Regions from separate parts of the Mus musculus genome. Here region 1 is linked to region 2. The links are chromatin loops, found by intact Hi-C in ENCODE. Cell type or tissue: left cerebral cortex. All regions are shown on one strand. Region 1 overlaps Prkg2 (protein kinase, cGMP-dependent, type II). Region 2 overlaps Prkg2 (protein kinase, cGMP-dependent, type II).

Region 1 (8,000 bases), 46 kb before region 2:
ATTCCTCCACCCTGGCACATTAAGTCTTTGTTAGATTAAGGACATCCTCTCTCACTGAGGCTAGACAAGGCAGCTATGGAGACTGAGCTGCCTGTCTGCTACATATGTGCAAGGGGGCTTTGCTCTAGCCCATGTGTGTTCTTTGATTGGTGGTTCAGTCTCCGAGAGCTCCCAGGAGTCCAGGTTAGTTGGCTTGGTTGATATTCCTTTGAAGTTCCTTTCCCCTTCAGGGCCTTCAGCCACCCCCCACACCCCCACCCCCATCCTGAACTCTTCCTTAAGTGTCCCTGACCTCCATCTGCTGCTGGGGGAGGCTCTCAGAGGACAGTTATGCTAGACTCCTGCCTGCAAGCTTAACAGATTGTCATTAATAATGTCCGGGATTGGTGCTTGCCCTACGGGATGGGCTGAGTTGGACCAGTTATTGGTTGGCCTTTTCTTCCGTCTCTGCTCTATCCCAGCATTTCTTTTAGACAGGACACATTTTGGATCAAAAGTTTTGTGACGGGTTCATGTCCTTATCCCTTCACTCATGATCCTGCCTGGCTACAGGTGGTGGCCTCTTTAGGTTCCATATCCCCCCCTGCCCTGTATCCCAGGTATCTGAGAATTCCTAGAAATCTTCCACTCCAGCTGGAGATTTTCATTCATTATCCTGGCCCTTTGGGCTCTGTCCTGTCTTTCCCCACACCTGATCCTGCCTTCCCATTCCCCTCCTCCATCCTCCTCCCATTTCCCACCCGGTTCCCTTCCTCTCTAGGCCTCCTATGATGATTTTCTTTTCCTTTCTAAGTGTGATTCAAGAATCCTTGCTTGGGCCTTCCTTCTTGCTTAACTGCTTTGGGTCTGTGAGGTGTCATGGATACTCTGTACTTTCTGGCTAATATCCACATATCAGTGAGTACAGACTGTGCCTAGCCTTTTGGGTCTGAGATACCTCACTGAGGATGATATTTTCTAGTTCCATCCATTTGCCTGCAAAATTCATTGTGTCCTTGTTTTTAATAGCTGAATAGTATTCCATTGTGTAAACACAACACATTTTCTGTATTCATTCGTCAGTTGAGGGACATCTGGGTTGTTTTCAGTTTCTTGCTATTAAGAATGAAGCTGCTATGAATATGTCATTGGGTATAGTGGGTCGACTTTCGGGTATATGCCAAGTGATATAGCTGAGTCTTTAGGTAGAAGTATTTCCAATTTTCTAAGAAACCACCAGACTGATTTTCAGAGTGGCCACACCAATTTGCAATCCCAGCAATGGAGGAGTGTTCCCCTTCCTCTACATTCTTACCAGCATGTGCTGCTCCTTGAGATTTTGATATTAGCCATTCTGATTGGTGTTAAGGTAGACTCTCAGGCTGACTTCTTCTCTTTGCATAGGCTTCTCCCTCTTACTGGCCCATGGCCAACTCAGGACATCTTCTGTCTCCACAAGGCTCCTTCTCTGTGACTCCTCCCTCCTTCTGCTGGTGTCATGGAGGGTCACTATAGATGGTGCTCCATGGAACATGTATCACCAAATGAATGAACGACACAGAATGGAAGTCATGCTTTCTTCCAACCCGCCCAAGATTAAAACATTGGGAGTGACTTGCTCCATTGTCTCGTGTGCAGTTTGATTCTCAACTGCCTCTATATTTTAAATTATTTTTTTAAACATGAGATCATAATATAATCACAACATTTCTTCCTTTTTCTCTCTCCGGAAATTTCCATCTACCCCTCCTGCTCTCCTTCAAATTCATGGTGTTGTTTTTCATTGTTACTATATGATAGGTCATAGAATATAATATGATACATATGCTTGATGTAGGTATCCTGTTCAGTCCATATGTAGTTATATGTATGTGTGTGTGCTTATATGTATATTTTCAGGCCTGGCTCTTTGCTCGGGGCCAAAAAAATAAAATGGGTGTGCTCTTGTGTGTCCTGGTCACAGGTTCTAGGCCAGGTATTCTGACAGGAGCTGATTCTAACGCCTACTGTTCTCAGTTATGAGATTTCCCGGGGTTTTGAACCTGCTTCAGCTTTACCAGTCCCTCTGTCTGGTGGCCCGGTTCTCCTTGTTCCACGTGCTCTTCCTTGGGGAAACTCACGGCACCTGCTCCCGGCTCTCCTCCGTTGCCTGCAGTCCTGTGTGTGGCTATCCCTCCTCACTTTAGCTCCTTACCACAGCTCCTTCCTTTCCAATCTAAGAGTCAGATTTTCAAGCTGCTGTTCCTGTCCTGTCACTGAACCGGGAGCTTCCTCAGTCTCCACTCATCTGTCAACCACTGCGACAAGTCTTAGGTTCTTCCTTGCCTTTGACTTTCCAGCCCCTTATTTATTTCTGTTTATTGCACGTCTGTGCTTGAAATGTACATACATCTCTCATTCTGAGCATGTCCAGAATTAAACTGGTGCTCTGTCTCCCAAATCTGCTCCTCATTCAGGCTAATGGCACCGCCTCTCATCCGGTCGCCACAAGGTGAGCATGAGGTCCTTACTCTCTTTCTCCCCGTCAAGGACCATCAGCTATAATGTCCTGATTTGTGCATGCCAGCCCACATGTCTGCCTTGATGGTTTATATGTGTGTGTGCAATATTCCCACCCCACCAAAGGAGCTGAATGGAGGGCTACTGAACTTTTTTACATATAGGATACATAGTGTTCATAAATTTCATGCTGTGACTTCTGCTGGGGGTGGACTCTTCCACAGAGAGCTTCCAGTGATGTGACAGGCTTACAAGTTTGCGAGTTGAGAGGAAAGCATTCTCAATTTCAAGATGCTGTGCACAGATAAAACAGCAGCCGGTTTCAAGCTGAGTCCCACGTCCACAGTCACAGGGCAGCATGCGAAAAGAAGCTTGTAAATGTAGCACTGATAGGAGACTTGGCTTTTTCTCACAGGGTCAACTCTGTATGGGTGTTTGGAGGGAAAGAAGCAGGGGTTTAGATACTCCATGATGGTTACTTATTTTCTAAAAGAGCTCTGGAGAGACAGGCAGATGGCAGTATCATAGAGCTGTGTATCATTTTCATATAACCTTAGAATTGTATCTAAGGAAGCCAGTACAATCCCCTCCTCCAACTTCAAGCTGAACTGCCAATATGATAAAAATAATCTATTCTGCTTTTCATGATTTATGGAAGGAGAGGAAATTGCAGTTACCTGTAACCATCACTTCTGTGAAATCTTCTGTAGTAATGTTTTTCTCTTCCTGGTTACCATGGAGATGGTCTGTATTCTCCCTAGTTCAAGAAGTCTGAGCCAGGAGAATAGGTTTGAAGCTCTGGGCTGGCTCTAATCTCATAAGCACTTCTCACTCGGATGGGTGCCGCCACCTTTGTTTTACTGCCCCCCTCCCCCGCAGCTTTCTTCCTTTGGTTTCATGGTTATTCCAGGGGCGTTATCTTCTAAAGGACAGATATGACTATACAGCTTGAAAAAGAACTTGGCTTGCATTAACACCCAGATACCATAATAAGGCATGTGCATTTTCAGATCCTTACTCCAGCAGATTCCTCCTTTTTAGCTTGTTACTCATTACTTTTCTTCCGCCCATCATCCCTTTAGCCCATTTTCTCAGTGAGCTAGGCTTTAGGTTTTCTTGCATTTATTTCAAAGTAAGTGTTCTAAGTAATAGACGCTCTACTTGGGAACAGTTTTAGGTTTAGAGAAAAGTACAGAAAAGCTTATATGCCACCCCCTCCAGTTTCCCTTGTTCCTAACAACATTAAACACAGATTTTTAAAAAGAAAAAATTCAAATTTATTTTTATTTATGTGCATTGTGTGCCAGATCCATGTGGTGCTCACAGAGGCCAGAAGAGGGCACCAGAGTCCCCGGAGCTTAAGTTACAACCAGTGGTGGGCTATCTGTGTGGGTGCTGGGAACAGAAGTCTAGTCCTCTAGATGTGCAGCAAGGGCTGTTAACCTCTGAGCTATCATATATCAGTGTCTGTTACAACTGATGAACCAATTTGGACCTATTACTAACTAACGCCCATCATTATAGTTGGGTCTATTCTTTGTATTGAACGTGCCATGGGTTATTGAAGTGCATGATAACAAATATCTATCATTGCAGTATCATATGGAATAGTTTCAATGTCACAAGAGCCATGGCATTTAACTTGTTAGCTCCTTTCTCTCTTGCTCTCCATAGCTCTTGACAGATACTCATCTTTTCATGTCTATACCTCTTCTATTTCCCATAATGCCATGCTGTTGGACTTATACTGTGTTGACTCTCCTGGTTTCTTTCTTCCTTTAGTGATATGTATCTGAATTTCCTCTAAGTCTTCTCGTTTTTGTTTTATTTTGTTTCTTAAATGATACTCCTTATTCTTGAATAATATTCTGGTAAATTGATGCATAGGAGTTTCTTGTTAACCAACAGAAGGACATGGTTGCTTCAAAGTTGCAGCATTCATGACGGTTTTGAGGAAGCCATGTGACTCCTACTGGATAATCACCAGGAGGCATGATTACCTGAGTGACAAATGCCTGCTCTGTCTTCCTAAGTGTCTGTGTCACCTCATGTGGCCTCTGGTCACACCAACCTTCCTGTTAGTACATGTCCTGCCAGCTTTGGTGTGCTCTGTGACCACTGTGTCTCAGTAGCTCCAGTTAGTTTGACACTATCTGCTCACAGATGACCGTGTCTCCTCCCACTTTTCTTTGCTCTCTACGAAGACATCTGCTCTGAGACATCTGCTCTGGTCTTTCCCCATTTTTCAGGCTTATTTAAATTGTTGAGTGTTGAGAAAGCCTCCTTTGTTTGCTCAACTACCTCATTCTCTTCTTTTGCAGTTTTCAGTTGTAACAAAGTATAAACATAACAATTTCTCCTTTCCTAATTTACTTGTACTTTTTTTTTTTAATTTAAAATGTTACCACTGAATCCAAGATCATCTGGACTCACCTATGCTGTCTTCTAGGCTTGAGAGTTTTATGTTTAGACTCCTGATCTACTCTCAGGTTACATTTTGTAAAAGCTGTAAAGTCTCCATTAGCTTCCCTTTGCTCTTTCTTGGAGGGTCAGATGTGCATGATCTGAGGTCACTTCTGGGCTGCTCTGCTCCATTGGTCTACATGGCTGTTGTCTCCCCAAGGCTCTCTCAGCCACTCTTCTCTTACCCTCTCAATGTTTGTTGCTTTTTTTGTGAGCACAGAGAGCTAGAGTCAGCTCTCTGAGTGCTCTCCTTTAATAGCTTGCTTATTTGGTGTAGTTTTCAATCAATACTCTGTTGTTTTGATTGAAATAAGCCATTCCCTTGAGTAAATAGTGCTAACGGTAATAATACTAACAGTAATAATACTGTTTAGGATTCATTAAGCCATGATGATATATACCAAGAACAGTGCTATATTCTCACCATTATCGATGTCATATGACTCTCTAAGAATTCTATATGATCGCAAATTGCTTTATCTCTTTGTCTATCTGTTTGTCTAAATGTCAATCCGTCTCTTCTGTTCTTATCATTAAGCCTGGGGGCTGTTCTGAGGACTCAGAAAAACTAGTCGGAAGAACTTAGACAGGGACTCTGGCTCTGCAGCCTGAGCCATCTTGCATGCTCATATATATGCTTGTAACACACCCTGTGTGTGTGTGTGTGTGTGTGTGTGTGTGTGTGTGTGTGTGTGTGAGAGAGAGAGAGAGAGAGAGAGAGAGAGTCAGAGAGAGAGAGTTTGTGTATGTGTGTCTCTCTGTGTGTATCTGTTTATGTGTATGTGAGTGTGTGAGTTTGTATATGTGTGTCTTTGTGTATCTGTTTATGTGTATGTGAGTGTGTGTGTATTTGTGTCTATCTGTGTGTGTACCTGTGTGAATCTCCTTGTGTGTGTCTGTCTCTCTGTGTATCAGTATGTGGTGTGTATATATGTGTGTGTATCTCTGTGTGTGTATCTGTATGGGTGTGTATTTGTTTGTGTCTGTGTGTATGTCTCACACTCTGTGTATTTACATAGGTGAGTATATATGTGTGTATGTGTGTGTATCTGTGTGTCTGTGTGTCTGTGTGTATGTGTGTTTGTATATATTTCTGTATATCTGTGTCTCAGTGTATGTGTCTCTGTGTCTGTGCCTGTGTGTGCAGGTGAGTGTCTCTCTCTATGTGCTGTGTGCCTGTTCATGTGGATGCATTTCTATCAGACTCCAGAAAAGTAGAGAGAGCAATGAATATTAAGAACAGAGCCACACTTCTGTTCTTAAACTACTGGAGAGCTAAAGGAGGGCAGACAGCAAAGCCACATTTTGCCACACTGCCTACCAGGTGTGACTCTGCCCACAAGTCCTTCTTAGAGTCTTTGCTCTGTGAGTAGCGTCTTCTGCAGAAGGAGAATCAGGGTAAGGATGGACACTGTGGTATCACCCTCTCCTCCTGCTAAATGCCACGGCTTCCTCTCCTCTCTCTCCTCTCCCTGACTGTGAAGAGTAGTCCCCCTCCAGTGAGTTCTGTTGTTGTGCCTTCAGAGATAACTCAGGGAGCCATTTTGATTTAAAGATTTCTCTTCAGTGTACGGGAACGAGTAGAGACTATACTAAGGAGTTGATGAGCTTGAGGGGATGTAGAAATTATTGATAGAGTCTTGGTTGCCATTCAAACTTTTCTCAGCTCCCGCCTTTTGCTAGGGCTTCTTTCCTGCTTTTTGTTTGTTTGTTTTATTCCACAATGTATTCTTTTCTCAATGGGACATAATGTCTAGGAAGAGTAAGGTCTCACTCCCACAAGGGAATATTTGCATCTTTAAGGACCTCTTGTCTGGAAGGTATCGACTTCCTTAGACTTCTGCCTGGTACAGAAATTCAGTTCTGCGTTTTCCTTCTATAGAGACAATAAATCCATCTCTAGCCCCATCCTGCTAAAAGAGCCCTTTATGTACCTCGTGTCTCCCACATGTTTTGCATCACAATGGAATGCTTAGCAATCTTCATCATGACCCTAATGAGATGGAGATAAATATACCCATTTTATAGATACACAAGTGAAAGTGGAGATGCCATGTAACTTACAGGAGGTTGGGAGAGGGTGGGTTGCTTCCTTCCCTTGTGTATCTTGAATCTGTTGCTCAAGTTAAACTGGGCTTTTAATCTTAATGACATTTCTTATTACATCATCCACTGTCCTCTAATGTAAAAATGATTTTAATAACCTGTAGCTGCTAGACGGATGGAGCACCGTTCTGCAGCTCATTTCTCCTCTAGCTACCAATTCATATTTGAGAAATCGCTTACCCTAGTGACAGCTAAGCAGCATACAGTGTGAATCTAATCAGGCTTTATGTGGCCAGAGGCTTGAAACCTTGCTTTGTGGGGTAGCAAAACTTAAACAGGTGACAGGAGAGCTCATGCCAGTCTTGAAAGACCCAGGAACTTGTTTAAGTCAGTGAAAGGCAAGTTAGCTGCTCTTATCTCTTCCTGCTCCAGGGATTCTAAAGACCCCACAAGGTTTATACAGCTTCCAAGGTGACCTCAGGGAAACAGAGGAGATTGTGAGGGTTTCGTGCTCTACACTTAATCGTGCTTTAGGTTTGTAAGGTGACTGGATTGGCACAGATTTTGCTCTGTCCATATATAGCAATGACTCTTGACCTTTTCATATTTAGGGTGCTATAACTTTTTATTGTTAAATCCAAGCGTTAATATCCATGAGAGGATATGGATATACTCCACAGAGTATATGGTACTCCAGGCTCAGTAAACAGTTGTTTCATGAATACAGAATGAGTCATTAGTTCAATATTAAATTTAAATCTGTTTATGCTTGCCGTGCTCTCTATAAGAAAATGCTGTTGCCTCCTTACCACTTCCTTGGCTGAAAATGCTTGTCCACAAACCAAAAAAAAATCTGTCTAGAAAAGAGCTTAGGGCTGCATGACCAAGGCTCGCACATATGGTAATTTCAGAGAGCTCTGGGAATACCTTTCAGGATATCACTCAAGTTGATTCTTTCATGCCTCAAACTAACGTCTGATGAGTTGCTTATTCTGGATACGAGCCTTTTCGGG
Region 2 (8,000 bases):
GCTTCAGTATTCTATTTCAAATGTTCCTGTTACCTGCCTCTGGAAACACCAATTTAAAAAGGCAGCACAGTAAGATTAATAATCAAAGAATATGTCACTGGTAATTTTCATGTTCCCATGGGTTCAATCTTTACCTAATTACAGGGAGTTAGATGAAAATCTGCTCCTCCATCTTGAACAGAGTAGTCCACCTGGGCTAGAAGAGACGTGGAGAACTGGAAGCAAACACTTTTCCAGATATGAGTCGCTTAGCAAACCAGCAACAGTGTGTCTGGGTCCCCCGAGTGAGTGGGTGGGATGTCACTGTTACCTTTGTACAAATAATACTGTCATTTCTGCACCTATGACAAAAGCCTGGAAGAGTAAGGGATACATGAACCATTTTCCATTGTTAAGAGACTCTGTTATTTATGCGATTTCAGTTATTTGAATGTTTATATTGGAAAAACTGAAGTGCATTATTATAATAGTATGAAAATATAAGAATTTAGAATCTGTATGAAATATATATTTTCCAAGACATAAGCAAGAACTAGGTGTGGTGTTGTATGCCTATAATACTAGTTCTTAGAAGGCCAAATCAGGGGAATCATTAGTTTGGGGGTAGCCTGGACTACATTGTGAGACTCTATCTCAATTGTTTTTTCAAGACAGGGTTTCTCTTTATAGCCGTAGCTGTCTTGGAACTCACTTTGTAGACCAGACTGGCCCCGGACTCAGAAATTTGCCTGCCTCTGCCTCCCAAGTGCTGGGACTTGATTACAAAAAGATAATTAATTTAAGATTTTTTTTTTTTAAATTTTGAAGTGTCTCCTTGTTGAAGAATTTACCTGAAGACAAACTAACCAAGATCATTGACTGCTTGGAAGTGGTAAGAAATTTTAAAGTAAAAAACTCATATATATCATTAGATCTTAGAACCTAGTCATATTATTAGTAATGTAAATGAATAAAGAGGAAAAGATGGGAGAACATTTTAAGTCCAGAGAGCAGGAGCCATGTCCAGTTGTGAAAAAATGTTTTAGGGCAGCTCACACTGAGATAAGGGGCCAGCCAGGGTTAGGTAGATAGACTCGGAACTTGCTGAAAGAAATTTGCATGTGTAAAGTGAAATTTGATTTACATATTTTAATCTTTTTAGTTCATTTTATACAACTAATCTGCCTTACTCAAGAGGCATTTGATTTTCTCCCATTAACATCACAATCCCTTGCAGAGTTTTCACAATATAAAGGAGTCAGTGAGGCATAATTAGGAAGCAGGGTACATAAAGGGCATGCTGATGCTGTGGGGGAGGATGCTGATGCTGTGGGGGAGGATGCTGATGCTGTGGGGGAGGATGCTGATGCTGTGGGGGAGGTGCCCAGAAGCCAGCCCGAAGCAGTCTATACTCAGCACTGTGGGCCATGGAAACACATATTAAGAGCTCACACTTGAGTACTTTACCTATTCCAATATCTAGAGGCAAATGACAGATTGGAGTGTGTTCAAAAGCTTATTCCTGGCATCCCCCAGATGGCTGGTTTTAGTTTAAGACTTGTCAAGCCTTATTGTGAAAAAAAAAAAAGATTTTATAATGTACCTTGTTTTTTAATGATACTGTTTTATGTAAACCTCTTTAGGTTTCGAATTATAACTAAAAGCAAATACCCCCTCTTACTTTCTTAGGGGTTCTGTTTCATTGAAACCAAAAATTGACCTTTCGGAAATTAAGAGGAAATAGGGGGTTGGTGGCAGTATCACGACTGGATGTGATGTTTATACAGAGCTGCTTTCAGTGGGAACAAAGTAAAAGAAAAAGGAAAAAAAGAAAGCCTGCCCATCTGTTGACAAATTCATGCCCCTGTCAATCATAGCATAGTGTAAAGACTTATGTGTTGAGAAAGAAGCAGGGATTATTTTATCCTAAATCTAAGCAGCAGCAGTAATGTTTCCATGTACAGTCATGGAACCCATTGCATAGTTGAAGGGCAGGCTATGGGGACACAATGCCTCACCTCCTGTCCGCTGGGACTTCAGATATGAAGTCAGATTCAACAAACCTGTGTACTCTGCATTCCTTCGGGATTTTTCACCAATCACAGATGTTACAAATTAATAATTCATCCCAATTTCTTAGGATGTTTTTCCTTCCAAACCAGAGAAGCCCTATATGTACATATTTTTGTTGTTGTTGTTGTTGTTACTGTTGTTAACCTAAGAAAGTCTGTTTTTAATATACTACTAATAGAGTGGTTTCATTGGAGGGACATTCCGAGCTGACAGCAAATATGAGATCTTGGCATCATTAAAAATATATGGTCAATTAGACCTATTTATAGGGGCCATAGGCAACAGCCACAGAATACATAGATGGGTCTAGAGTCCAGTACTAATTAGCACATAATTCAAGTTTGTAAGCTTCATCTTTTAAAAGGCACTAGGAGAGCCTGATTACATCTCAGCCTCTGTAGACAGCAGCACCATGTATAAAGGCGCTCTTTATTCACACCTGGCAAACAAATGCATCCCAGTCATGTGTGAAAAGCCTCAGATGTGGAAGGGATTAGCGAGGGAGTAATGGAGTCTGTTTAGTTCTGAAAAATAGGGCACAATTTACAAAACAGATCCTCCCCACAGTCAACCCCCAGTGCAGGGAGCTGCGATAAAGCACCGGCTGAGTTCTCAGAGGGCAACACATCTCCACAGTTTTTGAGAAAAGAGGTGTCTGAAAGGCTGCTTAGAGGTTGGTAGGGAAGCTGTTTTTTTTCCTTTGTGTCGGGGGGAGAAAGGTGGAGAGAAGAGGATCAGAGCTTCCTGAACCAAGCAGTAGAGCTGGCAGGTTCCAAAGAAACTCAGAACTAACTCTGGTACCTTTTAGCATGAAAAAGCATTTTGACCACCAGGCCCATTCAGTATCTGTGACTCTTAGTTCTTCTTACCCTGACCTTTAAACAGCTCCAGCCCAGGGGCGGGGCTTCTGGGCGGGCTTTCCAGGGGCGGAGCTTCCCTTCTTCCACCTTCTCATTTCATCAGCAACTGGTTCTTTTGATCTTCATTCTCCTTCTCTCCTTCCCTTCCCTCACTCCCTCCCTCTTTCTCCCTCTCTCACAGCTCCTGGTCCCCTTTCTTGCTCATTTTTCTTCTTCTCTTTCACTCTTCTCTCTCTGCTTTCATGTCCGGTTCAGTCATGTTAGTCTACATGCATTTTTCCTCTCCTTGCTCTGCCTTTGGCTGTACTCTCCCTTACATCTACAATAAAACCTGTGTCCTCTACCACACCTAGAAACGATCATATCCTCATTTTCACTCAGACCCTTTGTGTTTAAGACCTTGTGAACTCCACCACCAAGTGTCTCTGATAGTTCAGTTTTTTATCAGCTTTCTTGAACACAGGTGTCCCAGAGCATTGAGCTGGGTAGGCAGCCATCTTCTGGAAGCCCCTGCTCACATTCTGACCAGAACACGAGTAGGAAGAGTAGGAATAATGGCACACAGTCACGGCTATGCTTTAGGATTTGTCTAAAGATAGCCTTAAGAGAGGATGCAAGTTTGGAGTGGTGCCAACAATGGACGATAATGAGAACTTTAATGTGCCTTGTATATCTGCACAGTCATGAAGAAGACAGGAGAAGCAAGAGTGTCTGATTCCATGTCAACAACAGGGCAAAGCATGGAGTTTGTGTAGGCCCTCAGTACTGACACCCCAATGCCCACTCACCTCTGTGCCTTTCCTAGAGCTCCCATTGTGTCAGGGGAGGTGGGGTACAGTAATGTGAATGCCTTTATTCTATTGCAGATCTGGGTTGCCAATAGATAGGCAGGTACTGCCTTTCACATACTGAGTCAGAAACTAGTAGAGCATGCCAATTTCACAGCTTTAGCATTTTACCAATAGGATTTTTATGCTCATTATGGTTTGAGAAATACCGAGGTGTGAAAGCGGATTGAGAAGTCTGTTTTGTAAAGTGTGCCCTGGTCTGCCTCCTCCTTCCAGGGATTTCCATTTTAAATCATGTTTGGCAAAGTCTAGTCGTGTGTGTGTGTGTGTGTGTGTGTGTGTGTGTGTGTGTGTGTGCTGTATGTAGTTTGGGTGAGTGTTTTCTGTGTGTTACATGTACTTTGGGTGAGTGTGTTGTGTGTAGTCCGGGTGAGTGTGCAGGTGTGGACACATGTGTATGTGCATGTGTATGGAGGTCAGAGGACAATCGATGGGGTGGGTGTCATTCCGGGGGCACCAACCCCCTTTTTTCTTGAACAGGGTCTCACATTGGCCTGAATGCACAGATTAGACTAAGCTGGCTGGCCAGTGAGAGCCCTAGGAATCCACTTGCCTTTGCCTCCCCAGTGCTGGGATTAAAACAAGCACTCCCATAGCTAGTTTTCAAACGTATGGGCTCTGGGGAGCAAATTGAGGCACTCATGCTTCTATAAGATGACCACCTTACTGCCTGAACTATCTCCCCAGCTCTATAAACAGGTTTGGAGAATGAATTATACATGTGTGCATCTATGTATTTTTTCATGTATGTTACATCTCTCTTCAGGCTTCTAGGCATCCTCCTTTAAAGACTCCTTTTCAGACCATGCGTGGTAGATTATTACTAGTTCATGGAAGTGATTCACTGGAAGAGTTTTGCAAAATCAAAGGGGCAAGTATAGTTACGGTTTCAAAGACACTTTATATTTTACGTCAGTGTCTATGTGTGCATACCTTTATGGGTATATCGAGCAAACATGTCCAGTGAATTCCTTATTCCAGGGAAAATGCCCGTGGCTTTTTGGTCGTCTAAGGGACCCTTTGCGACGTAACCGCAGGGCTGTCACCGCACTGTTTGCTCTTCTCTTTTTGGTTGCAGTGGCCACCCTGGCCTGACTGGCTGCATTCCCCAGTTGACAAATACTGGGCAGTCCAGCATCGTGGCCAGTTCTTACCACCATATATTTTTGGTCTGACCTATTTCCACAGGCTTTCCTGGTCCACGAGTTGCTGTCGACACACTGGGAGGTACTATTTGCCTTCCTTCCTCAGTTTGAGGTGACAAAGAACCATCCCTGGGCTGATTCCACAGGGGAAGTTACCCTTTAAGAAATAATAAGGCTCTTTCTCAATGTCCCTTCTCAAGCTCGTACCCTCTGAACTTGCTGGTTGTCAGGAATTAAGACCACACCTCTGTGCATGTAAGAGGATTTGTAGTAGTCCAAGAACAGCCTGGTAGCCCATCAGAAGCTTCTCATGTCATTTCTATTCCATGTCTGGGTCAGGGACCAAGATTGGAATGGGGGTAAGGGACATCCCCAGCCATGGTCCACCTGGCAGGACACTGCCACTTCACCGAAGTGATTGATATTTTAATTAGTTACAGGAGGAGGGCACCTTGGATTGCAGGGATGTGGTCATTCCTAAAGGGTCATAGTTACTGCCACTGTGAAATAGAGCATCTCCATAAAGAAGGCTTCTGAAAAAAAAATATGAATTAAGAAAAAAACGAAGAGCTGGGCTAAGTGAAGTGAACATAAAACCTCACTGTTTGTGTAAAATAGAATTCATCTCTCATTCACAGACCAATCCAGGGGGCATTTTAGGTTCACCCGGTCATCTGGGGATGTAAACTGATGGCTACTTTGCCATCGTCATTTAGCAAATGGTTTTCAAGGTCCCTCCAGGCCATGCCATTAAGGATGTGCACATGGAATGGTTCATGAGTCTGGCTCGGAAGTGAGATGCATGGCCTCTGCCTTATTCTTTAGGACATAATTTAACCATATGGTTAATATTAACAACAGATGCATCACTTCCTTGGGTAGCCATAGATGACTCTGAGAGCCAGCTTGCCATCCGTCCTGTCACAGAAATTAACAGTCACTAGGTGCCTGGTGTGTACCAAAAAATTCTACCATGTATTTCATGAACATTTCCACTTCATCCTCAGACAATGCTGGGTGCCGTAGATACAGAAGGGCAAACTGAGGTCCAGAGATGTGGCCATAAACCACATACCACAGTCCCTTTCCTTAATACATCAGTTATTAAATAAACATTTACTGTGTTTAAGGTGTTTCCAACGTTTCAGAAAACACTGTCTTATGGGGATATACAGAACTGTACTCACGCACCCCCCCCCCCAACCCCTTGTTGGCTAGATGGGCTGAATGTAAATACAGAAGCCCTTGAAAAAGAGAATCATTCTACGTGGAACCAGAAGTGGAAACTAGGGAAGGGTCCTAAGTGAGTAAGAATCTCACATTCAGTGCTTGTTCTAAGCTGTCAAGGAGACTGCAGCAGTCAGAGGCCTCCCAGTGCTCAGAGCAGCCCTGCTGACTCCCCACTGACAGCCGAGAAGGAAATGCAGTCTGTCCCCACAAGCAAGTTCAGGCAGCCATCACAGTGAACTTGAGGAAGATTTCCTGTACCTGGAGGTTTCAGGATGGAAGGCAGCCCCTGCTAATACCTCAAACTCAATCCTGAAAGACCTTAAGCAGCTGCTCTCCTCTGTCCTTGGGCTTTGCGATCCACAGAAACATTAAGCTAACCAAAGGGAGTTGCTCTGAGCCACTAGATCTGGGCCTGTTGGTTTTAGAAGCTGCAGAAAGCTAACACATTTCTATAGCTTTGAAGGTTAGGGTACTCAGGTGATGTATTCAGTTAAAAGCAATTCCATGTAGAACTGGGCTTAGGATCTGGTTCTTTTGGTTTCATGTGTCTTTCTGAGAGATGCTGAAATGTCTAATTAAGTGTATACAATGCTAAGAGAATAAAAGGTATATTCATTGATGTGAGGAGTAATATTCAGTCCATAAAGATTTGTTCTATTACACTTTGCTCATTTTGCTTAAATGACTAGGAAGGTTTTGAAAAGCAAACACATTAAAGTAGATTTAGTTTAGAACTTACTTTCCAGTCTAAAGGAAACAAATGAGTGAAATTATGTTGTCAGTTTGTTGTAGACATTATTAAGAAATCCATCTTACTTCTCTGAGTTGAGACAGCCTCAAACGAAGACAACACAGAAGGGGGTCAATGTGATCTGTCTGTGTCCCATGATGCTGGGTGGCTCTTTTGCTCTGACAAGTGGGTACTTCTTTCTCACCAAGATTAGTACAAGAAAGAAAGAAAGAAAGAAAGAAAGAAAGAAAGAAAGAAAGGAAGGAAGGAAGGAAGGAAGGAAGGAAGGAAGGAAGGAAGGAAGAAGGAAGGAAGGAAGGAAGGAAGGAAGGAAGGAAGGAAGAAAGAAAGAAAGAAAGAAAGAAAGAAAGAAAGAACGAAAGAAAGGAAGGAAGGAAGGAAGGAAGGAAGGAAGAAAGGAAGAAAGAAAGAAAGAAAGAAAGAAAGAAAGAAAGAAAGAAAGAAGGAAGGAAGGAAGGAAGGAAGGAAGAGAAAAAGAAAGAGAGAGAAAGAAAGAAAGAAAAAGAAAGAAGTGATCACTTGCAGTTTCACGAGGATAAATCAACACTAAAGCCAGAATCTGCACATGTAGGTTCTGTTCTTGCTGGGACCTTTTCTGATGAAGACCGTTTAGAAACAATGTGCATAGCAGAGCTACCTGTTGTGTACATGAACACTTTCTAGGTGGTGGTGTTTCACAAAGAGTTAGAAACGGAGGCTGCCTCTCCTCATACCCACTGGGAGTATTTTCAAGCTATCATGCAATCATGTGTTCTTTTCTGAACCTTGAACCTACTCTTTAGCAGTTACTAGACATTGCAGTTCATAGATCACACTGTATCCCCGGCTGTCGTCTTGTTCTCTCTTCTCACCGAATCTCTGCTCTCGGTAACTGAAAGTGAATATTGCAAATGAAGGTTTCCCAAGAAAAGATAAGAACAAGCACAGTTCTTCTAGCTGATCAATAAGGCAACGCTCTTTAATTTTTACCACAGCATTGATGACAGGTAGGGTAAGCTCACAGGCAGTCCACACTCACTTAAAGACACAAAGGGCTCTGTTTCCTGTATGGCTTCAGTCATAGACCTCACTTGATCCAATGTTTTGTTTGTTTTCTTCATCCCACTAGGAATAC

The links. A loop is a pair of places that touch in the nucleus more often than their neighbours do. Peaks named below come from ENCODE experiments on the same cell type or tissue, not always from the same donor. Only the 100,000 strongest peaks of a DNase experiment are listed, where the experiment ranks them.
Region 1: a loop joins it to region 2, with 1.9 times the contacts of the local background. A loop is called at or near these places in 2 of 42 quality-filtered maps.

The regions. Positions count from the first base shown.
Region 1 is chr5:99,027,235-99,035,234 of GRCm38, reverse strand. The region is part of intron 1 of Prkg2 (protein kinase, cGMP-dependent, type II); the gene reads left to right. Among named protein-coding and RNA genes, the nearest start is that of Prkg2, 5.8 kb to the left of the region's middle. In left cerebral cortex, a CTCF peak has its summit at 3,839 (motif pointing right); DNase peaks (open chromatin) are centred at 3,037, 3,457, 3,816, 4,666 and 1 more place.
Region 2 is chr5:98,981,158-98,989,157 of GRCm38, reverse strand. Prkg2 (protein kinase, cGMP-dependent, type II) reads left to right here. Exons shown (of 19, transcript NM_008926.4): 6 at 808-871; 7 at 7,995-8,000. Among named protein-coding and RNA genes, the nearest start is that of Prkg2, 52 kb to the left of the region's middle. In left cerebral cortex, no CTCF peak of the experiment used is centred here; a DNase peak (open chromatin) is centred at 3,886.